Regions from separate parts of the Mus musculus genome. Here region 2 is linked to region 1. Evidence: chromatin loops called from intact Hi-C (ENCODE). Cell type or tissue: gastrocnemius. All regions are shown on one strand. Each heading gives the region's core, and the rest is flanking DNA. Links, peaks and the distances in the headings are about the cores only. Region 1 overlaps Gm28651 (a long non-coding RNA gene). Region 2 overlaps 3425401B19Rik (RIKEN cDNA 3425401B19 gene).

Region 1 (15,150 bases), core at 2,289-10,288:
CAATCGCACCTGCAGGGACTCTTTCTCCAAGTAAGGTCATAGTCCATGAGTCTGGGCCCGAGGCTATGGACACTTTTTTTGTTTGTTTGTTTGCTTTTGAGGAGGTGGGGGTCACCATTCAATTCACAGCAGTGGGTCAGAAATGAAATTTATTGCGATGATCACTGACAGGTAAGTCAAACCAGGATGGTTGAAAAAAACAGCACAAGACATAGATCCATCCTGAGAGTGCAGGGTGCCTCCGTCCTGTTGTCTCCTCTGTCCTGGTGTCTGGGGTGTCTCAGCCTGCCTAGGCAGTGCTGATTCTGAAGACAGCTCTTTAATGGTGACTAACACCATCTAATCCCAGGGCTAGGGAGGAGGCTGGGTGTCATCTTGGGCTGGACAGTGGTGGAGCTCCTGGGTCAGCTGCCCAGCTATCGGCTGGATTACTGAATGGTCAATAGATCCGGTTGAGCTAAGACAGCTGGAGTCAGCAGGCCACGCACGTGGAGACGCCTGCTGGTTACTCTGGCTCTCCTGATGATGTGGTATGATTTGTAGCTTGGCACCCTGCCACCGTGATGCTTACAGAGTTGATCAGCTGTCACTCTGCCCTGTTCTTTGCTGAGAGCAGGTGACCTGGGTATCCTCTTATGGTGCTTGCAGACTCTTCCCATCACTGTTGCCGTGGACACTTGGAAAGGCTCAGTTTCCTTCCCAGTTAAAGGAGGAGGAACAGACCCATCCAACAATAGTGTTTGGGGTCCCAGGCTGGATCCCTTAGAGCGGTGTGGCATGCAGTATATGCATGCAGGAGGCACTTAGAAAGTGGTTGCTCAGGTGGGGACAATGTCCTCTACTCATCACGTTGGCTGGCACCCTCTTACTTACGCCCTCATTTTCTCCTCCTCCTTTAAGTTGTATGTGTTGGCTTTTCCCCACTGGTGGCCGTACCCAGTCCCTGTAGCAGCTGGGAACCCTGGGTCTGCCACCTCCCTGGCCTGAATGTGATTTTACACTCCTGTTGGGCCCTCTGATTTAGCCCTGCCCTAGGAGCCTGAGCCTCCCTGATCGTCTTTCAAGTCATGCACCCCAGACCATAGTCTTCAGGTGCTCTCTCCTTTGCCCCTGCCCCTCCCTCTTCTTCCCTCCCATCCCCCTCCATCTCCTGTCTTCCTCTGTCTGATGCAGACTGTGGATTTTTGCCTTCTCTGATGTACATTGTACTCATTTCTAAGACTTGACTGGTTACCCAGAATCACATTGCTGAGGGTCTGGATGGCCGGATACTACTCTAGGTTCTGAGATCTTTCCTCCCCACTAAACAGAGCTCCAGCCTGCTCTCCTACTGGATAACAAAGGTGATGACAGAGGGCATAAGTATTTAGGTTGCACTTCCTATGTGACCTTGGGTAAACTGACTTGATACCTCTCTGGGTCTTCTTTTTCCTGTGCTTTGTACTTCCTACTTACTTAGGTGGCTGTGCATTAATCCACGCAAAAGAGTTCTAAGGTGGTACAACGGTGTTAATCTGTCATGGAGTTTGTAGGTTCCAGAATAAACAGTTGCGATACTATTCGATAAGGAAAATATGGGGTGCACCGAAACGGCAGTGGGATCACTTTATTGTCTAGGGGTCCTGGGTATGATGCCCATTTCCTCAGAGGCCATGAGTTGCATGAGGATGAGGATGTGTCAGTCATGGATATCTTTCAAGGTCTAGCACCATGTGGGTTCCTGGAACTCTGCAAAGGCCTGCAGAATGAAGGAATGGAAGGATAGATGGATGGGCAGATGGATAAATGGATGGGGAACACTGAAAATGACTGCTGAATGAAGGAATGGGTAAATGAATCATAGAAAGAATAGATGGACAGATGGATGAATGGTTGGGTGGATGGATGGAGGGGCAGATGGATGGAAGGGTGGATGGGTGGATAGGTGGATGGGTGGTGGATGGGTGGATAGATGGGTAGATGGATGATGAGGGGTAGATGGATGGAAGGGTAGATGGGTGGATGGGGAACTCTGTAAGAGCCCGGTGAATGAAGGGATATATAAGTGAACAGATGGATAAGTGGGTGGATAGATGGAAGCAAGTGGTGATCAAACCTAAGAATGGGCAGATGGAGGACTAGACAGGTGAATGGGTGGATGGAAGGCTGGATGGACTAGTGGCCATTGGGCTTTATTCAGGCACTTGGTGTTACTCATGAAATGTGATAGAAGGTTCCTGTTCTGTTTCATGCCCCTGGGCTAGTGGTATTTATTTATTTATTTATTTATTTATTTATTTATTTATTTATTTATTGTCTTTTTAAAAGTTTGTTAGCACTTATGTTTTTCTGCATGATGTTTTACCTTACTCAACAGGGTATATGATGTTTCTAGAGGTTTCTAATGAAATTTTTTCTAATTAAAGAAACTAATATGAATTTCCAGTCTGTTGGATCAGGAAGGCCATGGCCTTACTAAATCTCCTATTCTTGTGAGCGATACCTCTGCCTCTAGAGTGATTACCAGTAGCTTAAACTACCTTCAGGGTAGTTCAAACTCTCACTTACAAAGCCAGCTATCATGGCAGAGACTTGTCTTACTCTCAAAGCAAAAATGTCACCTGCTTTCTCAAGATCTTACTCCTTATATGGGTTACAGGGTCCCTGGATGTCAGGTGCCAACCCGCCCAATGCCAGTCATTTGAGACAAGTGGCGCTCCAGGGTGGGCCAGCTTGTTCAGAGACCTTGGATAGAAAGCTAGTCATACCCTGCCTTCCAGAGCAGTGTTCGAGTAAGTTTCTTGATTCTGTTACTTCACCTGCCTTGCACCTGAGGGTTTGACCTTGACTTGGATCCTGGAAGATCACTTGCCATCCAGATTTGATGGCTCTGACCACTCACTTGGATTATATATTCACCGTGGTCAGACTCAGAGCCTAGACCCCACCTTCCCACCATACCTGCTCCATCATTATCTCCTCATGTTGGTACCAGTAGCTCCAAGGAGACCAATTCTACCACAAGGCAGCAGGGAACATGACAACCTTAGCACTTGTTAAGACTTTCGAGTTATCTCATCTTGGGTACCTTCATCAAAGCTTAAGCTAAAGGCTTGAGACAGGTAGTGCATTTGGGACAAAGTCCAGGGAGGTTGTGTTTAAGATGAGAAGTGCACCGAGATACAGTGAAAGTCGGTTCAAGGTTGCAGTTGGGGGTTTTCTGTAGCTAATATGTAGGAATACTATGCTATCTGGCACAAATATCCTAGTAGCTTTTTGAACTAGCATAAAACCCCCTGGGGTTTGCTTAGATAGAGTTCATTCATCATTTGAATCCCATCCTTCCATAGATCAAGGGTGATCCTAGATATAAATAAATACCCATGTACTTTGGGACTTTGTGGTATGGGTGTTCACTGGGGCCCCATAGTTGTGTCCAGGTGCCCTGGAACCAGAAGAAAGTCTCAGATAGGAAGTGAAAGGCACCTAGAGGGTGCCCAACAGGAGGACTCACAGTCCCTGAAGCAAGAGGAACTTAACTGTCACATACACACGAGTTGTCAGTGGCACTTAAAAAGGTGTTTTGGGACATGGACTTAGATGAATCCAAGAAATGGATGTGGCAGGTGTCAAGCTTGTGCCCTCGTCAGCAGAGCTCTGCAGTGCCTCTCCACCTTCACTCCTCTTTGGGATTGGTCAGTTTCCATATTATTCACACTCTTCCCAAGCCTCTAACCAGGCTGCCTTGTCCAGGGTTCTGTGTGAAGATGTTTTTATACAACTATCCATGGAAGACAGTTTGTAAAGAAGTTTCAAGCAGCCACACCACTTCCTGTATGACCTCTGGCAGCATGCGAGGGACCTGATCCTCTCTGTCACGCATTGTCTTGGTCTTATAGATAGTGTTCAGTGTCTTCCTTGGCAGATGCCCCGTGATTCTGAAATCATATATGACCTTGCTTGCAGCTGTATGGATGCACTTTTCTTGGTAAAAGAGTTGTGTTCACCTCTGTCCATCTTTGACTAAGTTACTTGCTTCCTTTCGAGTGTAGAAATTTCTTTAATTGCTTTTAAGGTTTTTTTTTTTTTTTTTTTTTTTACACATCTGGATGCTTTCTGTAGGCCCCTTTATTCTTTTAAGGCTCTGTATGGACAGATTTTATTTTGATAATTGCTTGTGCTTATCTTTTTTCTTCTACTTATGGATGGTGCTTTGGGGATCAAGTCAAACATCGTCTGTCTAGCTTTAGATGAGGGTGATTTAGTCCCGATCTAAGGATGTTTATGGCTTTGGTTCATTATGTAAGTCTCTAATCAGCTTTGGCTTATTTTTTCAAGATGTCAGGTAGGTTTCTCTTTCCTTGGATGTTGGTGGCTAAGAGCAATGGCTACTCTTCCAGATAACCTAGGTTCAAGTCCCAGCATCCACATGGAGACTCACGATTATTGGTAACTCCAGTTCCAGAGAATCAAACACCCTCTTCTGGCCTCCACAAGCACCAGACATGCACCACATACATGCACGCATAGACATATATGTGAGCAAAAAAGCCACACACAGAAAATAGATAAATAATAGTTTAATAATTTTATTATCAAATAATAATTGAATAAAGTAGGTCTGGTACATTACATGGTATTTTATTTACAAATATTTTATAACATTTTGTACATAGGTCCCTTAATCCTCTTACATTTTGTGGTCTGTTTTGGGGAGCTTGCCAGGAGCTATAGGGCCACTTCTAGGATCTGCGAAATGAGATAATCAGTTCTTATGGTGGTTTCTGGAGCCAGGCTACCCCTTCTAGTGGGCTTCAGAGGTTACAGAGAAGGGTCACGTATAAGGAATAGCCTTCTGGCCACAGTGAGTCCATGCTCCTCTGAGGATGAGGATGTAGAGACCCTGGGCTGGAGACTTGTCTCTGTTGTAGCCCCTGCCCAGATAATTTGTCATGGAAGCTTCTTAAATATGGAAGCCATGCCAATGGTCTCTGTGTCAATGGTTGTGATACGAGCTGTGTCCCAAGCTGTGGGCAAAAACATTTTCGACTGCTAGGAGAGTGGGAGAAGCTTTGTCATTGCTAGCATGGACTCTGGAAAGGTCTGCTCTACACCCTAGTGTGAGATTCTGTGACCACCCCCTTTCCATGCCCTCTTATGTGTGGCCAATTTGCTTTCCTTGCTCTGATACCCTTTCAGTCACTGTCTGGGACCTACTTCTGTTGATTCCACCTCTGGAATTGTACTGTCACCGTGAGCTTCTTACTGCTGATCCCACAGCATGGCTGCTGTGTGCTGATGTCAGCCATGCCAGACCAGAGTGCTCTAAGCTCTTTAGTCTTTGAGGTTGCTGGTCTTTCACTGGAAAGGCCCAGTGGGGGTTGCTATGGTTTGAGTATGGCTTCTGTGCTGGATACTTGGTCCTCAGGATGGTAGTGTTGAAAAGTGGTGAAGTACCTTAAGAGGTGGGTCTGGTGGGCGATCACTAGGCCATAGGATACCAGCCTCAGAAAGATCCGTTCTAGTTTCAAGAGCCAGCTCTCATTAGAGTTCATTGTTACTAGTGAGGTCACCTGCATTCTTTGCCTTGTTCTGGATACTGTTGCTTCTCTTCCTATTTTCTGCCATGCTACAACACCCAGAGGGGCTCTCACCACCGTTCAAACATGGAGACACTATCCTGGACTTTCAGTTTCTAAAATGTGAATAAACTCCTTTGCTTTACAAAATACTCAGCCTCAGGCATTGTGTTTCAGCAACAGCAAATGGACTAATTCTGGGACTAATTCAGCTCCTGCCATATGTCTGGAAGGATCCCACACTGAACACTGGGTAAATTCCCATAGAAGTCCAGGTCACTTTCCAGCAAGGCCAGGCTGACAAGTTTCAGGGGGGGTCCACAGTTTCATATCAGTTTGCTGCTGCTTTTCTCCCTCAGAGAAAAATAAGGAGCCAGAGGAACCCACCTAGAACTCCTCACTGCTCTGCCATCGAGCCCAGACATGTTCAACACAAGCTGACCTGAGCTGGAGACAAAGTTTAATCATTTTTCATCGCCACTAATGAAAGAAGCACTGCCTTTGGCTGGGTGGTTCAAACTGCCCAAGAAATGAATTTCAAGTCCCAGGTGAAAACTCTAGACCTGGAAGGTCTTGGATCAACTAATGGCACACCTTGTGCACATTTTAAGCCTCCCAATAATGTCCATGCATGTGGCCTAATGGTACCGTAGAGATTTCAGAGTTGGTACATATATTAGTCACTGTAATTAAAATCCTGGAGTTATATTATATGTTATTTGTATGGCAGTTTGTGATGTGTTTAATGCTCCCAGCTTCAGAATTATTAAAGCTACTGTCCCTGGGCTGGCCAAGGGATAAGCAAAGTAAGAGTGTGATCTTATTCCCCCTCGATGGGGCAAGCCGAGAGGAGGAGGCGCCTGGGATTCTCTTATAAAGAGACCAAATGCCAAATAAAGGAATTCCAGCTGTGCACCAGCAAAGTTGAAATGGTTTGTTGGGATCATTAATATTGCAATGAAAACTAATTAAAGCTGGAGCTGGAAGGAGTTCATTAGTGGTTTGGAGCGAAGGGTTCTCCTGCAAAGTCTGCGAGAGCTCGGTGTAACTTGGAACATTGTCAGCCGGGCCTGGGGATCACAAGGCTCCCCACATTTGCACCAGTGACAGACACTGGTAGACAGGAGCCTGGAGGTTCTTTGAGGGCTGAGGCTCTCTTACTGTTTCTTCCCAGAGAGTCCTAGACTTCTGTCGGGAGTGGGCACTCCTTGCAGGCTGCTGAGAATACACTTTGTGGCTGGGGAAGGCTGGGGGCCAGCAGGCTCCTTTCCAAGCAATGAGACTCATTCCATAGCACTTGCAGTGGAGGTGACCCATCGCTTTGCCTGTGTCCTTTTCACTGACATACTGCCATGCACTTAGTCTCGTTCGGTGACTCAGTGGTCCTGAGAACACACAAAGTTGGGATGGAGTAGTGGTAGTTGGTATAGGGGAGGAGTTGGAGAGGGAATAAGGAGTAGATGTGATCAAAACATATTATATGCATATATACAATCAATTTAAAATGTACTTCAAGGATCCTTCAGTTCTATGGAAAAGCGTACAAATGTTGTATTATGTCTCACTGACTTCAGATACTGACTTGGATTCAGAAGACAAGGAATGAAGGTTCTTGAAACCACGCCTCCACCCTGTGGCCAGATGAGGGCAAGGGGCAGGTGTGGACAGAGGGAAACATCAGCTAAGATCTTAATTGGGGGAGACTCAGCCAACACCCCTGAGAGCTGTGGTAGAGGGGACTGCAGAATGTCTTGGGTTGGGTGGGAGTGGCCAGTTGTTCATCCTTGGGCTTTCATCAGTCAGTGGATGGAGATGCCTTCAAAAGGGCTGCTTACTAATAGCATCCTAAATACTTGGTTATCAGCTTCTCCCTCAAAGGGGACTCTCAGTGGCACACTGTATTATCCCTTGATATTTTGGTCATCACAGTCTTGACTGTAACAAAGTGCTTGGATTTTTTTTTTTTTGTTCATTTGTTTTTGAGAGAAGTCATTGCTTTAGTTCTGGTCAGGGTTGAAAAAGCCAAGCAGGTCAGAGCCCTACTACCCACTTTGCTGCACCACTGACAGAACTCTAGCTGCTCTTGTATGCATGATAAATGACTATGGGAAATGAGCATTGCTTTCATGGTTGTAGAGTTGATCTGACAGTGACTAAATATGTCCAAGCACCTGGAATGGCCCCCAAACCACAGCCAAAGGATTTGGAAGTACTTGTTCTGGCCTCAGATGTGATGTGAAAGGTTGTAGAGAGGATTGACCTGCTGAGACCTCCCAGGGCTTCCAGAGAGGCTCTCACATCTCTGAGCCTATGTATATGACCTATGTAAGGCCTCTACCTATAGTCTTTCTTCTTATAGCTCCCATAGGCTCAGAGGGCAAACAACTCCAGGGCTGTGACAAAGAGGGCCACCCTAGAACAAATACCCAGAAAATGGAGGTGGAGATCATGAGGACCACTAGATATTGGCCTTGGGGGATGAGCTGGTACAAGGCTGTGCCTGATACCCTAGGGTTCTTTAAGTTCCTATGTGTTGGCCTAGCAGAGGCATTACCAGGTATGGCTTTGGTCTGTGTTCTACTGTCTAGGGCAAACCCAGCCCAGAGGTCCTTGGGTAAGTAACGCTGCAGTATCACGGCCAGGCTGGTGGGAAGCATTGTCATGGTGTTGGCAGTTGACTCTTTAGTATTGGTTTATAATCTATTTGTTAATGGTGATAGATGTTTGCTAATGGTTTTGGCATATTCTCACTTGACCCAGGGACATTCACTGAGGCTTGGAATGGGAAATAAGCAACACAGTTAGAGGTGGAAGGGTACCTCTGCCCTCACTCTCACCTTCATCTCTTTCTGTATGATGTGAGGAAGTACATCTGGGTGACAGCCATGCAGTCTGACCACAAGCCACATCCAGTCCATCCACGCCCACAGAAATCAGCAAAGTTGGTTTCTTTCAAGTCCCTCCTGAATCACCAACTCACGCAGTTGCAGTGGTAAGAGATTGTCACTAGTCTCAAGAGGAAAAACTAGACTTTCCATCAGGTTGACCATGCGCGGCCCTGAGTATGAAGACATCACAGATAAATAATGGCCTGCTGTTCACCCCAGGCTTTGGCTCTGGGTCTTCAGACACCTAAAGCTAGGCTCTCAGAACAGGTGCCCCGAGGCCTTTGATCACTCCCTGCGATGGAGGAAAGATAACTAGACAGAGTTCTTCTTGTTTTTGTTTTTCTTGTTCTTTTCTTCTTCCTCTTTCTTACCCTCTCCTGCTCTCCCTCCCCCCTTCCTTTTTCTTCTTTGACAGTTTCTCATTATGTAGTCTTGGCTAGCCTAGAACTCACTATGTAGATCAAGCTGGTATTGAATTCATAGAGACTCACCCTGTCCCCTAGTGCTGGGGTTAACGGCATGTGCTCCAATGGTTTGCTATGTGTATATCTCTCCTGGGAGATAGCAGAGGAAAAGAAAGGGCAGCTGTCACCTTCAACTTGTAGGTAACCCCTCTGTTCAGTGGTATGCTGTATGTGTGCCATGACCTATGGAAGGCTGGATACATTGCTTAAGTTTCTCTGCTCTAAGAAGCCTGTCTGAATGGTGGAAGAAAAGAGCTCCAGGCAGCTAAAAATGGAGGCAGGAATCCTCTCATCCTGAGGCAATCATCTCAGACATTCAAGTCAAATCCCATGTCCTAGGAGAAACAGCTTAATTTCTACCAGAATAGCACTCTAGGATTCTGATTCCTGAAGCCAAGGCTCGGGGACTCCCTCAGTGGAGCCCTTGCTCAGTTTGAGTATGGAGCACTCCTTGGGTGTTAAAAGCTTGGTCTCTAGCTTGGCACTGTCGAGGTGAGGACTCAAAAGATGTAGAACCCAGTGGGAGAATTTCTAGTCCTTGGAAGTATGAATACCACATTCTTATTGGAGGCTTGGAAACAGTGAATCTGCCCTTTCATGGAGATTTTATAATTTGATCCATCTTAGGTATTTGTTATAGTAATGGAAAGCTGAATGTGATAGTGTCTTAATTTACTTTCTAAAGACTATGATCAAAAACTTGGGGAGAAAAAGGCTGGCTTTTATGTTCCGGTCACAGCTCATGAAGGGGAACCAGGTAAGGAACTCAAGGTAGGAACCTGGAGGCAAGAACTGAAGCATTTGCATCTCGTGGCTTGTTCAGCCTGCTTTGGTGTAGAACCACCCACCCACAGTGGACTGTGCCCTCCCACATCAACCATCAATCAAGACAATGTTCCACCTACTTACGACCGTTTCTCAATTGAGGTTCCCTCTTCCCAGATAATCATGCCTTGTGTCAAGGTGACAAATACCTAAATAACACAGATGGTTAACACTCACTCGCTATTTGAAAAGACGTAGAATCACCCAGGAGACAAGCCTGTGGGCATGCCTGGAAGGATGTTTTCGGAGAAGTCTAGCTGAGGTGGGAGACACATCATGACTGTGGGTAGCTCCGGCTCCTAGGCTGGGATCCTGACCTGAATAAAAGGGAGAAAGAATGAAACAGAAGCTTCCATCTCCCTCTGTAGTTAACCTTGCTCATCATCCCATAAAAGCTTATAAAATGATAATTATTTAATTGCATATTTGATCTACACAGTATATTTTATGTATTGTATAATTATCACTATCGTAATGAACGGTGGCTAATTCTTCTGTAACAGAAGTCAGTAGCAGAAGGACTACATAAATATCTTTTCTATTTTACTTCAAGATTCTGTTGAGAGGCTGGGAGTGGAGCTCAGTAGGAGAGCACTGGCATTGTATGTATCAGCAGACATAGAGACACAGACACAGACACACACAGTGACACAGGCAGAGACGGATGAGGACACACACACAGAGACACACAGAGACACATAGACACACAGACACAGACAGACTCACACAGATAGACACACAACAGACATACAGACACAGATACACACACAGAAACACAAACATACATTGGACATCTCACCAACCTCTTCTCTTTGTTTAGGGAGGTTGACCTGGTGATGAAACATCACTGCTTTGGGGAGAAGCTCCTCATCCTGCCTCAGAGACTCTCGCTTAAGGAGAGGCCCAGCCCACTCTCTGGAGGGTAAGGATTCCGGTAAGAACGCTTCAAAGCATTGTCCTTTGATCTTCAGGAAAGCCGGCTGTCACAACTACAGTGTTAGAGTCTGTGTCATAGCAGTTGTCTCCCCAAACCTTTCCTCTTAATCTGTCCCATGTCCACTGCCCAATTACTACTGTCATACACGATACTTTTCGGAAAGTGAAGGATTTCTCTGCAGTATATCTTGTCATTGTATTGGATCTCAATTTTCTATACACTGAAAACAAAATAACAAAAACCCAAACCTTTGTCCAAAGGACTGAGTCAATGTGGACTTTATCAAGCTGGTCAAAGGTGGAGGGTTTTATTTGGAGCATGGCAACACTGGGCTGTCTATGGCCAGGTTCCCATCTTCTGGGGCTGTGCTCACATTTTTAAAGCTTAGATGTGAAGAAATGGAATTATTAAGTAGAGAGACATGTTTTGAGGCTCCCAAATTTGTGCACTCATTAGAAGTGTTTGTTTGCTGGTTTGTTTTAGAAAGAGTCTCACTATGTGTCCCTGGCAGACCTAGAAAGCTCTGTGGCCCTGAACACAAGGAGATCCACCTGAGTGCCAAGTGCTGAGTGCTGAGTGGTAAGTGCCGAGTGCTGAGTACGTGCGCCACTACACCCGACCAGAGCCTGTGTTACTGAATTGTCATACTCAACCTTAAAACCAAGAAGAAAGGAAACTCCATTCCATTGCCACCGCAGTGCAGATGGAACAGCCAAAATTTGCAATCTACTCACCGTGCACTGGGCCTTCAGGTCCGGTCTGTGCTTCTACTAGTGTCTAGATTTTTGGTTGGTTCTTATCTGACTTGGGACAGTTCTTTAAATAATATGACAATTTACTTTTGTGTGTGCTAGCTGAAAATAATCTCTTTCCAGCATGTCCTAGCTGGACTTTCATTTTCTTTCTTTTTTCTTTGAGTGTTAGAGATAGAACCCAAGGCTGTCTGGGTAAAAACACCTGCTGTACCAGCGATCCATATCCTAGGACCCATGTTCTCACCTCTACTTGAAGTGAGGTATCTTTGATACTAGATGTACACAATCTTTATAGGTAACATGACTTAGTATGTTAGCATTTTCCCGTGTGCTGTTTCTGTTGTTGATTTTGCGAGCATGGCCACACCCCAGTTGCAGTAATTACTGACATGAGTTTATTTCTCCCATCCCCGAGGTTTCCTTCATAAATAAAAATACTATTTGTTGATTCACCCACTCCTTCCCCCTTGTGTGCGATGTTCCCTCTATCACTCTCTGAGTCTTACACGTCTTTGACATCCCTTCTGTGAACGCTTAGCCTGTTCTATTGATCTGTTTGCACATTCTCCTGCCAATGAAACACTTAATGGTTGGAACTTCACAGCACACTTTAGAATTTGGCAAGCCGACTCCCCCTGCTTTTGAAAACTGCTTCCAACCTTTCTCACTTGTTTATTTTTTTAAGTTTGGAATTATTTTATAAATACTTGTTTCATTAAACGATTCCACTGGTATTTGGTAGGGATTCTATTCACTGTGTAATTGGAGAGCAGTGAGCACTGGCTCACTCTTTTCATCTATTAGTGCCTATTAATGAGACTCTATGGCAACTTAGCAATATACTTGCAATGTCTCCTCTTCATATATTAAAATATTATTTTATAGATCCTGCTAACATTTGTCAGTTATTTGTGTTGCTGACACACATGTGCTATGCTGTTTTTTTTTTCTGCTTTCAATATTTAGTCTGAAACTAGTTATCATGAACAAGTCACTATTTCAGCAAATGGGAGGCTGAGGCAGGGGGATTGGGAGAGAGAGTTCATGGTCGGCTTGGGCAAGACTTGAAAGCAAAGCAACATCATCAACAACAAAACAAACCAACCAAACGAAAAAAAAAATCAAATGAACAAAAAGGAGAAATCTATTAGTCTAGTATGAGGCAGTCATTTTGATACTATGCTGGTTTTATGGCTCTGATTCACTACACAGCCCAAAGTCTCTGTCATTCACTCCCATGGTGCTGGTCACTAATGGTGCAGAATAAATGAAGCCATGAAGCCCCTGACACTGACCTCAAACAGATCCTTCCTCCCTTTAAACTGCTTGTCTTATGAATTTTGTCACAGCAACAAAAATTCTAATGGATGCGACTTTTAAATTATTATTGTTTGTATTTATGATAGTCTTGATTTGTATTATTTATTTATTTATTTTTATTTATTATATTTTCTTTAAATACATTTCAAATGCTATCACGAAAGTTCCCTATACCCTCCCTTTTCCCTGCACCCCTACCCACCGACTCCTGCTTCTTGGTCCTGGCATTCCCCTGTACTGGGGTATTGATTTGTATTCATTCTTCTTATTCTCAGCAATCTTATTGATTTATAATTTATTGACCAGTTTTGTTGAGTCTTGGTAGTTTATAATTCTGTCGACTGTAATGACATAATGCTTAGCTTGTCCCCAGGAAGCATCCTGTTTCTTTTCCCCAGACCATACTGTGCCAGCCTGGACCACATGCTTGTGCTGTTTCACCATGGTGGTAAAGACTTCCTTCCACTTCCTCTCCTTTTCTCTAACTGTCTCTCCCTCTCCCCCTCTCCCTCCCCCTCTCCCTCCCCCTCCCCCTCCCTCTCTGCCTCTCCCCCTCCCTCTCCCTCTCTGCCTCTCCCTTTCCCTCTCTGCCTCTCTCCCTCTGCCTCTCTCTCTCCCTCCCTGCCTCTCCCCCTCTGCCTCTCTCTCTCTCTCCCTCTCTCCCTCTCCCTCTCCCTCTCTTTCTCTCCCTTTCCTTCTCTGCCTCTCTGCCTCTCTGCCTCTCTGCCTCTCTGCTTCTCTCCCTCTCTGCCTCTCTCCCTCTCTCCCTCTCTGCCCCCCCTCTCTCCCTCCCTCCCTCCCTCCCTCCCTCTCTCCCTCTCTGCCTCCCTCCCTCCCTCTCTGCCTCCCTCCCTCCCTTCCTCCCTCTCTGCCTCCCTCCCTCCCTCCCTCCCTCCCTCCCTCCCTCCCTCCCTCCCTCTCTCACATGAGGACTGGGGTTTGTTGCCTGCACACATATACAAGCTGGCTGTGGTGGCACATGCTTGGATCCCAGCTCTGCAGAGATAGAGATAAGCAAGTCCTCAGAGCTTGTGAGTGTGGCTGTGTGGACATGTGTATACCTGCTCGTGGAGGCTGAAGGTCAACATCCAGTGTCTGACTTCATTTTTGTTCCTCTTTCATTTTGGAGACAGTCTCTCACTTAACCTGACATTCACCATTCTGGCTAGACTGGCTGGCCAACCAGCTGTAGGTATCCGTCTCTTTCCCCCCCTCCAGCTTTGGGGCTACAGATGCCCAGTTTTGTATGTAGGTTCAGGGGACTTGAATGTAGGTCCTCATGCTTGCTTGGCAGGATCTTTACCCAGTGAACTATTTTGTTTTCTGCCCATATTTCATTATTTTGGGGCTGGATTTTGCTCTGTTCCTTAAGTTGAGACTCAGGTGCTGTCCCTGCCCAGCCCCCCTATAGCTAGGAGCACAGATGTGAGCTTTTATGTTTAGGTACCACTATGCTTCCCACCCCCCACTTTTTCTATGTCTCATTTAAAATGTAATAAAGCTCTCTACTAATCATTATTTTGTATCTTCTTGTTAAGTTCCATTTAAAGGGTACCAAAGCCATCCACTAATGAACTATTTTGTAGTAAGGTTCAATTTTGTCCAACCCAGAGTGTTCCATTCAAGTGTGTGTGCACCAGCTTGTGACCACCCATGTGGGTGCAGGTTCAGGTCAACCTCAGGAGTTCCCCATCTTTTTGGTGTTTTTGTTCTTTGGGACAGTTTCTCTACACAGTGGTAGCTGTACTGAACTCACTGCGTAGATCAGGATGGTCTCAAATTCGGCCTCTGCCTCTATGGAATGTTGGATTAAAGCTACCACGCTTGGACACACCTTGTTTTATGAGGCAGGGTCTTTAGCTGGTACATAGAGCTCACTGATCAGGAGGCTGACCAGCAAGCTCTGAGGACCTGCTTATCTCTATCTCTGAAGAGCTGGGATCCAAGCATGTGCCACCACAGCCAGCTTGTATATGTATGCAGGCAACAAACCCCAGTCCTCATGCAAGAAAGCCAACTTTGTGTTTAGTTTCAACCATGCCTTTTTAGTATCTGTAAATACCCACATTTACTCCAAGTCACTGAAGTACTGTTGTATTTGATCTATTTTCTTACATACAGTCATTTTTAAAGTAAAGATTATTATATTTTTACTATGATATTGATTTTCTAGCACCTAACAGAATTGGCTACATATGTTTCAGGGCCCTGTACAAAATCAAAAAGACGGGAGCCCCATTCAAACATTATTAAGGAGTTCAAGGTGGTCACACCTGAGGTTAGGCCAAGCAGAGTCTATGTTTCTGCACAGGATTAGGCGAAGGAAGTTCATGCCTTGTTTTGTTTTGTTTTTTAAATTTATACACAACATTAAAGTGATCTTATGTGTGCTATTGGTCAAGT
Region 2 (15,150 bases), core at 3,808-11,807, 51 kb before region 1:
GAAGGTCAGCAGAATTCTTTCTTCAAGTATCTACTTGTGTTGATCAGAATCCTGGGAAGGAAAGACCTCCTTCCTAACAATGCCTCAAGACACCTGGAAGAACAAAGACGCGGGGCACTCTACTGTGAGAGCTCTGGAGATAAGACACTGAGGAAGCCTAAATGGAGTTTAATGGTGACAAGCTCTTGTGGTATGGACCAGAGTTGTCTGCTCAGCTTGGCTTTATACCTGCATGTTGTTAAGGACCTACTACACAACAGTTGTGCCTAACTTCATGGTACTGTCTGGGCTGGTATACCTTTTACACATAAGCAATTCAGATTTTCCTTGCGATCTCCTCTTTTATATGCAGATGGTCCCCACTTTATTTGCATAAGTCCACTCTGTTTAGACTTCAGCTTTGTATCCCTTACACGTAGCTTGGGTTATGGAAAGCTGTTATGATACCTGGATCCTGATACCTTGTCCTAGGAAAGAGTTTCTTGGCTTCTGTTGTTTGTTCCAGCCACAGGAGCCAACAATCCCAGCTGCCCATGGTAAGTGGAGGTAGCTCAGGCTGCTGGAGATGGTGCTCTCCCACAGCGTGTAAACCAGCCTTACTGCCACTTACTCTAACGCCAAGTAGGAGGCCGGTAAGCTGCCCTTCTGTGTACCAGAAAATGCATCAGACTGGAAGGCAGGGCCCCACCTTGACTCTGTCCAGGCTCAGCTTCTCAGAACTCACTGTGTAGGTAATCCATTGCCACCTAGGCAAGGGATGATGCACACTGGGATTCTAGGGTTCAAGTCAGCTCTCTGTTGGGAGAGTGCTGACAAGTAGGGGGACTGCATTTAGTGCAGTGCCAATTAGGTGATAAGGATGTCCACCTAAAAATGAGAGAGGTTCAAGCCCTTGGCACAGGCCTTCCCTGTGAGACTGTTTCTATTGTAGTAAAGGCCAAAGAGGTACCTCTAGTGGGGCTGAGGTCTGTCTCTGCAGGGAGAACACAATACACCATGTAAGCTCTTGGCCATTCTAGCTTAAGAGTTCCAGAACATTTGAGTGCACCTCCCATGAGACAAAGGAGCTCCAGCTAATAGAAAAATGGCCAGCCTTCTACAGAGGCGTTGTAGGCAACATCCACAGTCTCCACAAACTACACCCATTCATATTTCTCACTACTTTCTTATTCAATACAGTGGCAAAAGGAGGGATTTTTTTGGGGGGTGGGGTGGGGGACAACCAAATGAGTAAAATATCAGTTCAAAAGCTGAAGGATATATCAATAAGTTTATCTCTTGAGGCTATAATTTCAGTTCTCACTCTGATTAGAAATAATAATGAATAATTAGCTAAGTCAATGTATTTTGATATGGTATGACAAATCTCTTGGTATTTGATCAATGTCATCTTTGATAAATAAAACCTGGGAGACGCCTTCTGTCTTCCTGGGCCCATGCATACCTTAGATGTCTTGACTTGGTTCAGATGCCATCTGCCCAAGGAAGGCCCCTTTCCTTCTGTGCTGAGTAGGGTGCTCCTCAGAGCTACCTCTAAATTCCTGAACATACGGGATGGTAATTGTCTTCCTTGTCTGTTATACTGGAACTCCAAGTGTACAGAGACCAAATTTTACCATGACAATTTTGGTGTCCAATTGAAGTATCTATCATAGTGCAAAGATTTGCAAAAAGGAAGGAGGAAGAGAGGAAAAAAGGAAGAAAAGAAGGCAGGAGAAAAGGAGGGATAGAGGAAGGAAAGAGAGACACACACACAGGCAGGCAGGCAGAAAGAAAGAAAAAAGGAAAGACAGAAGGATGGAAGAAAGAAGGAAAGAAAAGAAAGAAAGGGAAGGGAAAGGAAGGGAAGGGAAGGGAAGGGAAAGGGAAGGGAAAAGGGAAAGGGAAAGAGAAAGGGAAGGGAAAGGGAAAGGGAAAGGGAAAGGGAAAGGGAAAGGAAAGGAAAGGGAAGGGAAGGGAAAGGGAAAGGGAAAGGGAAAGGGAAAGGGAAAGGGAAAGGGAAGGGAAGGGAAGGGGAAAGGGAAAGGGAAAGGGAAAGGGAAGGGAAAGGGAAAGGGAAGGGGAAGGGGAAAGGGAAAAGGAAAGGGAAAGGGGAAGGGGAAGGGAAGGGGAAAGGGAAAGGGAAGGGGAAGGGGAAGGGGAAGGGGAAAGGGAAAGGGAAAGGGAAAGGGGAAGGGAAAGGGAAAAGGGAAGGGGAAGGAAAAAGGAAAGGGAAAGGGAAAGGGGAAGGGGAAGGGGAAGGGGAAGGGAAAGGAAAGGGAAGCAAAGGGAAAGGGAAAGGGAAAGGGAAAGGGAAAGGGAAAGGGAAAGAAGAAACAGAGGATAAGTGAGCATTGTCATTTCCCCTTGACAGGGAGAGGCTGAAAGAGATCACTGGCCAGTGAGTTGGTGGAGACTTACCTTTTATTCCCCAAGCTACCCTCTGAATGCAGGACCACGGATGCTTTGCTGTGAGTGAGGACGGGCTTGCTGGGCTCCAGGACTCCATGACATGACCTTCTTCCCAATGTGAGTAGACCCCATCGTCTGCCTGAGCCCCACTCCTCTACTAAATCCAAGGGGCGTTAACCCTGACCTCTAAACACCCTTCTGATGAGCTTTTGGCGTCTGTTTATAGCTCTGTCAATACTGCCTCCAAGACGGCTTTCCCCAAATTGTCCTAGCCATTTCCCCTCTAACAATAGTGAGTGTTAAGCCCCAGACTCTTTGGTTAGGTACTTCTTTTCTAGGGGACTTGAGACTTTCAAAATGAGATTTTTAAAAAATATCCTAGTCAGATGATAATGTAGCAGAGAGGACCCTGGAGGTGACTTGGTGGCATCACACAAACACATCTGTCTTATCTCTTGCTATTGTCTTGGGTGAGGCATATTTGTGGGGCAAGTGACTTGAACTTCTGACCAGGAGTTCTGGTCTGACAAGTGTAGTAGCCAAATAGAGAGGCATGGGTAAGTGGGAGTCTCTGGGGGCATTTCCATCATGGAAGTCAGGTGTGGCTTCACTTGCTAGGAAAATAATTTGATACAAAATCCTGAACTCAAATCCTGACTCAGAATATTGCTTCAAATCCTGTTTTTTGTTTTTTGTTTTTTTTTAAAAGACATGGTGAGCTATGCTCAAACTTCCCATTCCCAGTGTGGATGCCAATCCTGTGAACTGCAGGAGGGTGGTCGATTGTATCTGGTCCCTTCTGTCTTCCCATTTGAGAGGAGGACACAGGAACCAGTCAGTAATGTCTGACTTGGTTTCCTCAGTTCATCTCATTTGCTGTGACCATCATCTGTATCCCCTGCAGGAGCTACAGACCTGGACTGAGAAAGTACAGGGTAGGGGTTGAAGGAGGAAGAGGGTCTTGGCAGCTCCCGGGGAGGGGGCTGCAGGGTTCATGACCCCTTTTACCTTCTAGTTGAGAACCCACACAGAAGAAAGACAAGAGTCCAGGGACAGGACCACACTGGCAAACTTGTTTCACATTTTAAATGTTAACTTTTGCTTTATCAGAAGATCTTCTTTGGAGACAAAGTTCCCACCACGAGGAAAACCCTCTCTGCAAGTGATCACTTCTGCAAGATTGCCTTGGGTCTGCTCTTAGCCAGTGCCACCTGAGAGGACCTAAAACTCTGTTGCTATGTGCTATGCTTGACCCCAGGTTGGGTGTGGCGCGATACTTCCCACCTTGCTGCAGGGTTCAGCATTTCTGGGAACTTCTTTGAGGAGGCCAACCCTTGAGAAGGAGAATCTTAGGATGGCTGATGGATGTCCCGTGCCATGTCCCTCCCCCTTGCGCCCCCCCCCTCCACTGCAGGATCAGAGAAGCATCGAGATGACTGGGAAGAGGGGAGTGAATCTTGGCCTTAAGGAGCCTACAGGGGTCCCCAGTTCTTTTTGGACTATAGGGATCTCAAATGGCTAAGTATGAGTTGAAATGTGTGTGTGTGTATGTGTGTCTAGATAGATGATAGATAGATAGATAGATAGATAGATAGATAGATAGATAGATAGATAGATAGATAGATACACTGTTGGAGAGGGTCTGTGACTGTAAGCCTTTCTTGTTTGTGAGAGTGGAGGAGATCAGTCTGCTGCAATTCTCAAGAAACACCCTCTGTGGCAAAGTCCTCTAGGTCGTCTGTGGAGATGATACTTAGTCTTGGAGCTTCTGCACTCTCTTTCTCTGGACTATGGGAAGGCCCACGGGGGCACTGGCCAGAGGCATGCTGGGTAGACTCGCCCAGCCGTTCAGGGGGTGGCTGCAGTCGACTGCCCTGGGAACTCTGGGGCCTATGGCCAGAACCCTGCCTGAGAAAGGTGGGGGCTGCAAGCTGAGAGGAGCAGCGCAGGGGCATCACGGAAGTCACAGGCACTGGCCGGAAGCCGGGGTACAGTAGGTAGGGAGCAGCCAGGGCATCCTGCAGAGGTGGCTCTGAGGAGGCCTCCTCAGAGGATGGGACAGAGACCTTGACATACTTGCCAGTCTCAGGGTCATAGAAAGTCTTGATTTTCACTTGGAGAGGCACGTCGAAGACGAAGTATTGTCCTGACTGGGGATCCTGGAGCACCTTCTGGGTGGCGGGGTAAGGGGGAAGAGGCGTGAGGGACTGGGGTCCCCAAGGCCGCCTCCCTGTGGGCTCCCAGCCACAGGACACTGAGTGGCGGTGCGTGGGCGGGGGCAAGGAGCGAATGGCAGGGAACCTGGGCCGAGGCCCCTTTCCAGGAGACACAGGCCTTCGCTCTGTCCCCTGAGTGTCCTCTGTGAAGGACTTGCCCTCCCAGGCCTCCGTATGCTTCTCCAGCAACTGATCACTCTTCCTCCTCTTGCTTGCCAGCTTCTTCGCCCTGCGCAGGGCCTTCTCCGTCTTGGGAGGGACTGCAGGGGGCTTGCCTGCCGCCTTCTCCAGCAGAGCAGGGGGCTCAGGTTTCTCAGCAGCATCAGCTAGCAAAATGCCTCTCGGAGAGAGGGCCCTGAAATCTGAGGGATCCGAACCTTCAGCTTCCCATGTGAGGCCATGGGTCATGTCCTCCCTCCGAGTTAGCCCCGTAGGGCCCGGGCTGGCCCAGGGGTTGGGGCCAGGAGGCTCTTGGCGCTGCCAGTGTTCCCCAGCGGCCTGGGAAGCCTCTTCCCAAATACTGCTGGCTGCGGGAGAGCAAGTGCTGCTCTCTCCTAGAGAGCTGGGGTTGGGGGAAGTCTCTGCCTCACTGGGGACAAGCCTTCTTCCAGACGGTCCTGCTCTCGGTGCAGACAAAAAGTGGCCTTTGAAACCTTGTTCTTCCCAATAGGTATGTTGTGGTAGCGATGGGGGCGAGTCTTCTAAGTCATCCGGGAGTAAAGCGATAGTGGGGATACGCTGTGGAACCCCCAGTTTCCCCAAGTCTGCTGATTTGCTTTTCTCTTGTGCTAGCCCTTCACCTGCCGTATCTGGGGATGGTTTCATTCTGTTTTCCTCTTCCACCGGTGGTAGAAAAGAGAAACTCCCCTTCCGGGTTTGCTGAGAAGTCTCATCCTGGGCTGCGGTGTGTACCGGGTCTTCCTGCACGTCCTCACACACCATACACCTGTGCTGGGTGCCCGGCACGTCGTTATTGGAGAGTGGGGTGTTAGGCATTTCTTGGCTTTCTGAAGCACTAAGGCCGCCAGCATCTTCGCCCCACAGTTGCTTTGGCAATTCATTCTCTTGGTGTCCACTGCTCAGTGAGTCCTCTGAGGAGACTGTCCTCAGGAGAGGCAGAATAATAGGCTTTATCACCGGGGTGGCCCTGAGTGTGTTGTCTTTAATTGGGAACAGTCTGTGCTTGTTGGTAGAGGCTGGCAAGGGGGTTGGGTCCTTGGCGTGTGTATGAGCTGTGTCCTTATCAGCCCCCATCCACGAGCCTCTGGCACTGAGGTCCTCTGCGGATGCTTTCCTGGGTCTTCCTCCTGAAACACCTTGTGCTTTTCTTTGTATTTCCTCCTGTCTCTGCTCGTCCACACCTCTGTGTTCATTACGTGAGGCACATTGCTGTGACTCTTCTTTCTCCACCGCCGTCTCGTCCCTCTGCTTGTCACCTGCACTCACATGGCTCTTCCTGTCTTCCTGGGGGCCTTCTGTAAAGCATACCTTCTGCTGATCTTCAAAAGAAGCAAAGGATTGGTCTGAGGAGCTGGTGCTGAATTTAGCCTTTGTTTGGCGGCACGGAGTAAAATCAGACTGGCTGTCGCTGTAAAACACATCCTCCTCCTCAGGGGAAAGGGGTCCTGGGGAGAACTTCTGGTTCAAGGGTAGACTCTGGAACCCCGTTTCTCGCTCAGTCTCTGTCTCCTGGGAGACAGATCTCGAGAGCCCATTCTCTAGCTGGTGGGGCTTCATTTCCGCCATAGCCGGTCCCATTTCAGACTCCCTGTTGAAGAGTTTCAGGGAGAGATGTTTCCGAGGAAGGTTTTCCCTGCAGTCTGGATGCCCGCCACCCTTGGAGGGATCCAGCTCTGACTCTCCGTTGGCTTCTTCCTTCTCATTACTGTTACTTTCTGCAGCTTCCCCATTGACACAGAAGTGGGTTTGGGAGCTAGCTGAAGGTGAACTGAAGGTCGGGTGGCTGACTGCAAAGGATTCTCTAGAGTTGATAGCAGGATCCTTCTGGGTGCTGCTGTGCAAAACACCAGGGACATTATCTGGCAAGAGCTCTGTGGGAGGGTTTTCTTCAAGCCCATCGGGAAGGGTGACCCCATTGCTCAGAGGTTCTTGCTTGCTATCAAGTTTACCTCTGGTTTTCTCATCAAAGCCTTTTAAGAGAGGCAAGGGGCTGTATGTACTCTTGACACGTTTCCGAACATCTTTTAGGTTGAACAGCAGGCTGGGCGCTTTGGATTTGTAGCTATCCCGAGACTGAGCCTCACTGGACTCCTTCTCCTGGTATCCATTTAGCTGTCCTGGAGGGGATGGGCTTATTTCCACTGGTTGGGTGTCTGAAGTTTCCAGGACATGCTTTGTAGATATAATTGGGGTGAGGAGTTTGCTGATGTTAAAAGGGGGATTGTAATGGTCATTGGACTCTTCTGGCATGTCTAGAACACCGTTTTCTGGAAGTTGACCCTGAGGGTTAAGTTTTGAATACAGAGGTAGACCTCTCCTATTGGGCTGTTTCTTGTCTTCCAAAGCATCAGGTGGACCATCTGTCCCTCCTTTGCCAGTCTTTGGCTTCCTCCATGGGGCCTTACTCCGCTTCACCTGAGGGTCAATCTGTGAAGCATTCCCCTCTACAGGGAATAGCTGGGATCCTGGATCCCTGGCACCCCAGGCTCCAGATGTGGATTGGCTCCCTGACGGTGACCTGTTCTCTTCCTGGGCACAGTTAGCTCGGGCCTGGTAGGGGGAGCCTTTGGACTCTGCAGGGTAGGGCTCCTTTAGCAAAGGCATGTCTTCATAATGTTTGGGGGCTTTGCTTTCTGGGGTGGTTTCAGCAATGTCCTTTCTCTCCCGGAGCTTTGGTTGGTGGGTGTCCCACGACTCAAAGGCACTGTTTTCACTGTGCAGAAAAGTCCTCCTTGGAATCCACTCCTTCCCTCTTCCTGGCTCAGCTGTGGCTGGCTTGAGAGGTGGAGAGGGATACCTTGGCTCAAATGAGCCAGCCACATGGTCAGGTGTCCGGAGGAGGCTGTCTGAGCTGTGAGAGGCTATTTCTGGGTTCTTGGGAGACTCTTGTTCTCCAGGAGCCCTGCCAGACTGATGGCTGCCCTGATGGGTGTTGGAGACTTCAGCAGGCACCCTCCTGACGGTCAGAAAGGCCGAATCGAAGCAGAAGTTGACACCACTTTCTGGGGGATGTGCAAACTTGGGGGGATTTTTGAGAGCCGGAGGCTTGCTGGGAGGAGGCCGGCTGTCACAAGATTGAGTCTCTGTCCTGTCAAAGGATCTAATGAGTGATGAGACTTTGGAGATGGGTTTGCTGCTGCTCCTCAAGCCTGAAATGGGCACCTCCAGTCTCCTCTGGACTGGGGTTGGCAGAGGACTGGTTTTGGGGTACTTTTCTTCGCCCTGAACGTACTTGGGTTGCTGTTGGAAGGTGGCTGCCCAGCCAGAATGCTCTGTGCCTTGAGATGGAAGCTGGCTCCAAATCCCACTTTTCCTGTTGGCATGGCCCACTGTTTCCTGGTGAAAAGTCCCCGACACCTGGCTGGTGACATCTGGGGACAGGGCCAGGTCAGAGTCATGGAAGGATGTGTCCTCCGAGATGCACAGACTTCGGAATGCCCTGTCTGTGAGGTTGCTCACCTCCCTGTCTGCTTCATCCAGCACACTGCCGATGCTGGAGGTATCACTGAACCCGTCTGTGCATTTTTTGTTTCCCTGCATCATCTGTCAGCTTCCGTAGGACTGTCTCCGTCAGCTTCTGTTTGGACGTGTCTGTCAGCTGTTAGGTGCGGTTCTGTGAGATGCCGGTGAGGGTTAAGAGAAACCCACCTGTCCCAAGGTGGGGCTTTGAGATGACCAGTTAGTTACAATGGCAGCTGGATGTTCTTTTTTCTCTCTGTAAACGGAAGAGGTACGTGATGTGAATAGGATCCGCAGCTTAACTAATCTATACAACTGTCAGTCTTAAATGGATAAATGTGTGTACCTGTAGTGAACTTCGTGTGTCAACTTCAAGTGCACTATTTTTGGTTAGCAGTTCATTGTCATGACAGTATTTCTTGGATGTGATTAGCATTAAAAAAAAGTAGACTTCAGGCAAAGCAGATTATCTTGTGTCATTCAGTGAATACCATCTAAGCAGTTCAAGGCCTTGAGAGGAAAGATGATTGAGGGGATATGGCGAAATGGCTGCGTGTGACTACATCAAACTAAAAGGCTTCTATGTAGCAAAGGAAATCATCACCAGGATAAGAAGGCAACTGTGTATCCTGTAAAGAATCAACATCAAAAGCATGTAAGGAATGCCTATGTAATGGTGAATAGGCATAGCAACACCTGCTCAGCGGCACTAATTGTCTGGGAAGCATAAGTTAAAATCATAGTGAGGATGGGGGCTTGTGTTAGGTTAACTAGTGAAAAACCAACCAACAATGACCCAAAGAGGTGTGTGGGGAGACAGCTCAGGAGGTAAAGTTCATGCCGGCAAGGCTGCTGACCCGAGCTTAGTCCCAGGACCCACATGGTGAAAGAAGAGAACCATCTCTCACTAGCTAGCCTCTGACCCCCCTACTCAGAATCATGGCATGTGCATATCTATACATACAGCCCAGAAAATAAATAAAATGAAAAATAAAGCGATGAAGGGAAAGAAAGCCACTTCCCACTGCGATTAACAGTGTAAATTAGGGACTGGAGTGATGGCTCAGTGGTTAGAGTATAGGTTGTTCTAACAGGAGAACAGAGCCTGGGTTTCCAGTACCTACAGGGCATCTCACAACTGTCTGTAACTTCTGTTCTAAGGATCTGATGACCTCTTCTGACCTCTGCAGGCACCAGGCATACCTGTGATGGACATACAGGCAAAATCCTCATACACATAAAATAAAATAAGTACATTAAGATATGAGTTAGTCCCAATCACAAAAGAACTCACATGATATGTACTCACTGATAAGTGGATATTAGCCCAGAAACTTAGAATACTCAAGATACAAGATACAATCTGCAAAACACATGAAACTCAAGAAGAACAAAGACCAAAATGTGGACACTTTGCCCCTTCTTAGAACTGGGAACAAAACACCCGTGGAAGGGGTTACAGAGACAAAGTTTGGAACTGAGACGAAAGGATGAACCATCTAGAGACTGCCATACCCGGGGATCCATCCCATAATCAGCCTCCAAACGCTGACACCATTGCATACACTAGCAAGATTTTGCTGAAAGGACCCAGATATAGCTGTCTCTTGTGAGGCTATGCTGGGGTCTAGCAAACACAGAAGTGGATGCTCACAGTCAGCCATTGGATGGATCACAGGGCCCCCAGTGGAGGAGCTAGAGAAAGTACCCAAGGAGCTAAAGGGGTCTGCAACCCTATAGGTGGAACAACAATATGAACTAACCAGTACCCCCTCCCCCCAGAGCTTGTGTTTCTAGCTGCATATGTATCAGAAGATGGCCTAGTTGGCGACCATTGGAAAGAGAGGCCCATCGGTCTTGCAAGCTTTATATACCTCAGTACAGGGGAACCCCAGGGCCAAGAAGTGGGAGTGGGGGGAGGGTATGGGGGGATTTTTGGGATAGCATTGGAAATGTAAATGAAGAAAATACCTAAAAAAAGAGATGTGAGTTAGTCTTTATAAGCACCATAATCATTACAGTCACTGTCATAAGAGTTCCTCAATATAGCCAAGTGTATATAGCCAGCGTGATGCAGCCAGGGCCTACAGAGACATGGCTCTCTCTGGGTAACACTATTATCAACAGACCAAACATGGAAGCAGCCTAAATATTCACGGACACGTGAATGAATAGGGGAATGTGGCATGCACACATTAGAACATTGTGCATGCTTAAAAACAAAGGAAGGCCTGATGTTAGTGACCACATAGCTGAAGCTAGAGGACATTGTGCTAAGTGTGAGAAACCAGGCACAGAAGATGAATAAGTGATGGGATCCCATTTATGTGAGGAATCTAAAAAAAATCAAATTCCTAGAAACAAAACAGAATGGAAAGCAAAGTTTTAATTATTTATTTCTCCTTCTTCTTCTTTCTTCTCTTTTGTGTGTAAGCATGTAGGTGCCACCATGTATGTGTGGGGACAAGAAGTCAAGCTTTCGGGAGTCTGTTCTCTTCTTCAGTCACACGAGTACAGGGCGTCAAGCTCAGGCTGTCAGTCAGGCTTTGTGACAAATGCCTTTACCTACTGAGCCATCTTGTCAGCCCCTAAAGTTTTGATTCTTTTCATGAGAATAAGGCCCAGAGCTGTCCTGTGGAGTATGGTGCCTGTAGTTAACCATGCTGACTTTAGAAATGTGCTGGGGCTAGTTCCGAGGTGGTGTGTCTATCATTTGGAATCTTACTGCTTTTGTTCTGCAGAGCCTAACGTTCAGGTGGGTTATGTTTGCAGAGTCCTTCTCTGACCTTCCATTGGGCTGTCCCTTCTTAGTCTCATTGCTTCCTTGTTCCTCGTGCACATGTTATATATACAGTGTGCACCTGGAGCTTAGGCGCATGGGGCAGTCTGTTCACAGGTTGCCACTCATCTCAGAGCCCCACCCAGAAGATGCTCCTCCCTCCTGCCTCCTTCCTGCAACGGTGGCTGCGCTGCGACTGTGGCTCCTCCCTGGGCTCCAGAAGCGTCATCACTGCGCACTGCTGTCAGGAGACTGGCTTCCATTCTTTCTGAGTGATTCCATGATCCCTGGCTCTCCCCTCATCCTGCCTGTTCCTCAGCTCAACCACTCTTCACATTCTCTACTTTAAAAGCTTTGGTGAAATAGACGCGATATAAAGTTTTCCGTCTTAACTACATCGAGCACACACTTGCGGTAGCGATCCTATTGCTATCCCTTTCCAGCTCGGTTCAAGCTTATAAAAGTGACACTCTGTCCATAAAGTGCCATCTCCCTGGTCATCTCTCTCCTATTTCCCACCTTCTCTATCTCACTTGCTTTTTTCTGATTTGTTTCTTTGAGATGAGAGGGCTGTGTAAGCTTACGGACTGACCATCCTCCTGCCACTGCTGCCCAGCACTACGCTTGCAGGGATACGCCTTTATATTTTTATGTTGCTGGGCTTTGCTCTGCCACCTACCGAATCTCCCAGCCCTCAGTTCTGCTTTGTAATCTTGCAGTATTTTGTCCTTTTGTTTCTGGATCACCTTGTTTACTGTAATACCCCTGAGCTTTATGTAATAGTCAAGGTGCCTGCTGAACTCCTCAGACTGCATGACTAGGGGACACGCATCCATTGCCGTTTGTCCTGGAGATGCTCAGGCGCTGACACATGCTAGGGAGTTCTCAGGAGGAGAACTCTCAGGGTGCTCTCCACGAACTTCAGCCTCTAACCTGAGCACCATATTCTGTTTTTTTGAGACCAGTTCTCATATAGCCCAGAATGACCTTGAACCTCTTGTCTCCACCCACCAAGTGCTGGGATTGCCGGCATGTACTAACACAGGTGTCATGAGTCTCCTTCTCACACGGAACCATTTTCTTTTGTATGTTCAGGTTCTTGCACGTAACCTTACCTGATCTTGGGTTCAGTGTGGTTCCACACAGACAGGGGAGATGCTCACTGATGCTCAGGAAAAACCCACATGGCTTCTGCGCACCAGCTTTATTCAGAGGATTTCTTCAATTCTGGATGATCCCTGGAGTCAAATGGGATAGTCATTGCACAGGCTGCAATCCTGCCCTCCCCAGCAGTACCTTTGGCCCATTTGTAAACTGCAGAAGGTATTTCCTGATGCAGACTTTTGGGTTGGCTCCACTGGGCTCTGATTTGGACCTGGTATCCCCCTCCCCCAATCTCCAGTTTGAAACTACTGGAAAATGTTAAAAGCTGAGAAGGTGTGGTGTAGCGGGAAGCCGGTGGCCCTCCTCCACACTGCTAACAGGCTGCAGTGAAGTGAGCCACTACCTTCCCTACCTACTCTCCATGACATTCTTCTCTACAGTGTTAAATCCATGGAACCAACACTCAAATGAGCCAAAACGGACTTTTTCCTTCTTGAGTCAATCATCTCTGATGTTTGCTATGGTGATGGAATGCTGACTTACTCACCTACCTGTTACGGCAGTGGGGCTGCAGGGGCCTGGCTTTTAGGATCTGTGTTTTTCAAACATGTTTGCGTGCTGAGATTTGCTGTCATCACTGCCCATCTAGAATGAAGAGGAAAATATGTTTTCAGTGAAACAAGAGGCAGAACCTCAATAGAAGAACTGTCTTCAAGTGTCAATAGTACAGCTTATAAGGTAGTTGGCTGACAATCCTTTATATTTACATTAAAATGCATTGAAATCTAAATATAGATACTTTTTGGTAAAAAAAAAAACAATACATAGTTAATATATATTCTTCCCCAAATCCATGAACTTGCTGGTGGTCTAAAGAATCTCTCTGAACTCCTGGTAAGCCTACGAGGGATTTCTGACAGGAGTGAACCAGTTCTGAACCTCTTCTTTCCTAGTAAAATCTGGGCAAAGGCCCCTTCCCAACTAAGTTGGTAACTTAGTTTTTGCAGTAAAGGGACGTAGAACAGCCAATTCAAGTCCACTCAGCAGACAGCTGCGGTGTTCGATTTATTGTTGGCAGGAGGTGTGAGTATCTATTCTGACAGCTAAAAGAACCCCAAAGCTGCCCAGGAGGGTTTCCAGCGTGCTCAGGATGAAGGTAAACTAATTAAAATAAAGCCACTGTGCAAATCCTAAAGGCAGACCCTTGGGGCTTCCTCCAGACCTTCTCCAGATTGTAGCTCCTGGATATTAATCTAGCCTAAGCTAGTTTATTAATAATATTAATAATCATAATAACTCAAATTTGGGGAGCATATTTCTTTAGAGAATCAGAGAGGCACTTTGTGTGTACTGCCATACGGCGAGGCCCATCTCGACTCCCCAGCTGGCTTTGATGGGTCTCTTTCCTGTTCCCACAGCATGCTGCCGTTGCTTTTCCCAGAGCACACTGCGCTGTGACAGATCAGATATCAGGATCCATATGTTCTACAAATTGATGATTGATTCTTTCTCTCACAAGCTAGAAGGTTCTTTGAACCTGGAAAGAGGATATTATATGCCTGCATGCTGAGCACACCAACACGGATGTGGCAACACTTTCAACTGAGTATCATGATTTAGACCCTAACCCAAGCAAACCAAGGCACGCACAAATGCAAATGGTTGAAAGAGCAAGATGATAGTGAGTTTGGTGACAAAGGGACCTGACTTTAGGCCCCAAGAGCATCTGAAAAGATTGGATTGACTAATTTATATCACCAAATAAAATGCATTGCATGGCCAGCAGCTCCTCTGAAGTACAGCAGGGAGGGGAGTTCAAGCCAGCTACTGCCGTACATAGACATGACCTAGGCGAGAATGACATGGTGGCGCTTATTGTCAGTATGTGGAGGCCCTGCCATTCTGTGCTTAGACCTCCCCTGACTCACCTGCCTCATAGGTTCATTGTCATGGCTGCTGGGATAGTCTCCACTGGCCATGGCAGCACCTTGTTCACTCCTAGGAGCCATTTGAAAGAAGCCCACCTAGGCTCGTGAGTCCTCTGGCACATGATTGGGGTGACAGGACACGCTGTGCAGGGCTGAGCTGTGTGAGAATAGGAGCTGATGCATGCATGGGGGACATAGTGAACATGTACCTGGGGTGGGGTGAATTTCTCCACGGGGCCCCAACCTTTCAAAGCAGCTGTTTCCCTACACGCTTCCTGCGCCTGCTGCGCCTGCCTTTCCCGAGGAGAACCTTATCTCACAGGCTTTGCCGTTGGCTTTTGTTTGTTGCTCCTGGATGAATCTTCCAAGGGTCTGGGACTGCTGGTCTGACTGAATTTCTGGCTACACTTAAGACTGCTGGCTTCCCGCAAGTTCCCTTGGCTCCTCCTTGTCCTGCTCGGGTCCACTTTTTGCCTTCCCTTCCTTTCTGTATGTTTCTTCTGCTTTTAGCTAACGGTTCTCTCCTTGCTCTGTAACATGGACATAGACATAACCCACCTGCCTGGGAGGGATGAATAAATTCTAATGAGGCACCTGCTCCCCTCTTTGGCTATCAGACTATCAAAAGAATGGACCTCAAGTTTTTTTCAGGTGTCTTATGTGGGAAGAAGAAATGGCTGAAGGCCTGGGGCCACCCTGAGGAGGAACTTGTCTCCTGGAGAAAGATTTTATGACTTATCAGATGGTCTTGCAGAAGAGACTTGGGGCTGAAGCCATGGTGGGCTGGGACCACGCCTGGACACACTGTTCAGCCATACACATCTCTTTCTTTCTGTTGAGACTATCCTCACGCCAGGATACTCTAAGACCGAGTTGGGGAAGTTGCCGGGTATCTTTGTTCCCTTTCCCAATGTGCCACATTGGGTAAAACTCCCTTTTCTGCTTTCCACTATTAATGTGGTTCCTTGGAGTGGCTTACTGGGGATGGATAACTGAACTTGACTCACTGGGACACAGGCTATGACCCCTGAAACCTGGTAACTGTGACTTTGCTCACATCTGAGCATCTATATCCCAGGCTGTATCCAGGCCC

The links. Peaks named below come from ENCODE experiments on the same cell type or tissue, not always from the same donor. Only the 100,000 strongest peaks of a DNase experiment are listed, where the experiment ranks them.
Region 2: a loop joins it to region 1, with 4 times the contacts of the local background. A loop is called at or near these places in 3 of 42 quality-filtered maps.

The regions. Positions count from the first base shown.
Region 1 is chr14:32,708,479-32,723,628 of GRCm38, forward strand. Gm28651 (a long non-coding RNA gene) reads left to right here. Exons shown (of 5, transcript XR_874509.3): 2 at 10,556-10,657; 3 at 11,156-11,251. Among named protein-coding and RNA genes, the nearest start is that of Gm28651, 31 kb to the left of the region's middle. In gastrocnemius, for the core only: a CTCF peak has its summit at 7,189; no DNase peak of the experiment used is centred there.
Region 2 is chr14:32,655,677-32,670,826 of GRCm38, forward strand. It overlaps 3425401B19Rik (RIKEN cDNA 3425401B19 gene), which reads right to left. Exons shown (of 4, transcript NM_001195097.1): 2 at 12,681-12,774; 3 at 12,141-12,263; 4 at 3,443-8,502. The coding sequence starts at 8,330. The coding sequence ends at 4,092. Among named protein-coding and RNA genes, the nearest start is that of 3425401B19Rik, 22 kb to the right of the region's middle. In gastrocnemius, for the core only: no CTCF peak of the experiment used is centred there; no DNase peak of the experiment used is centred there; H3K4me3 peaks cover 831 bases; H3K27ac peaks cover 3,862 bases.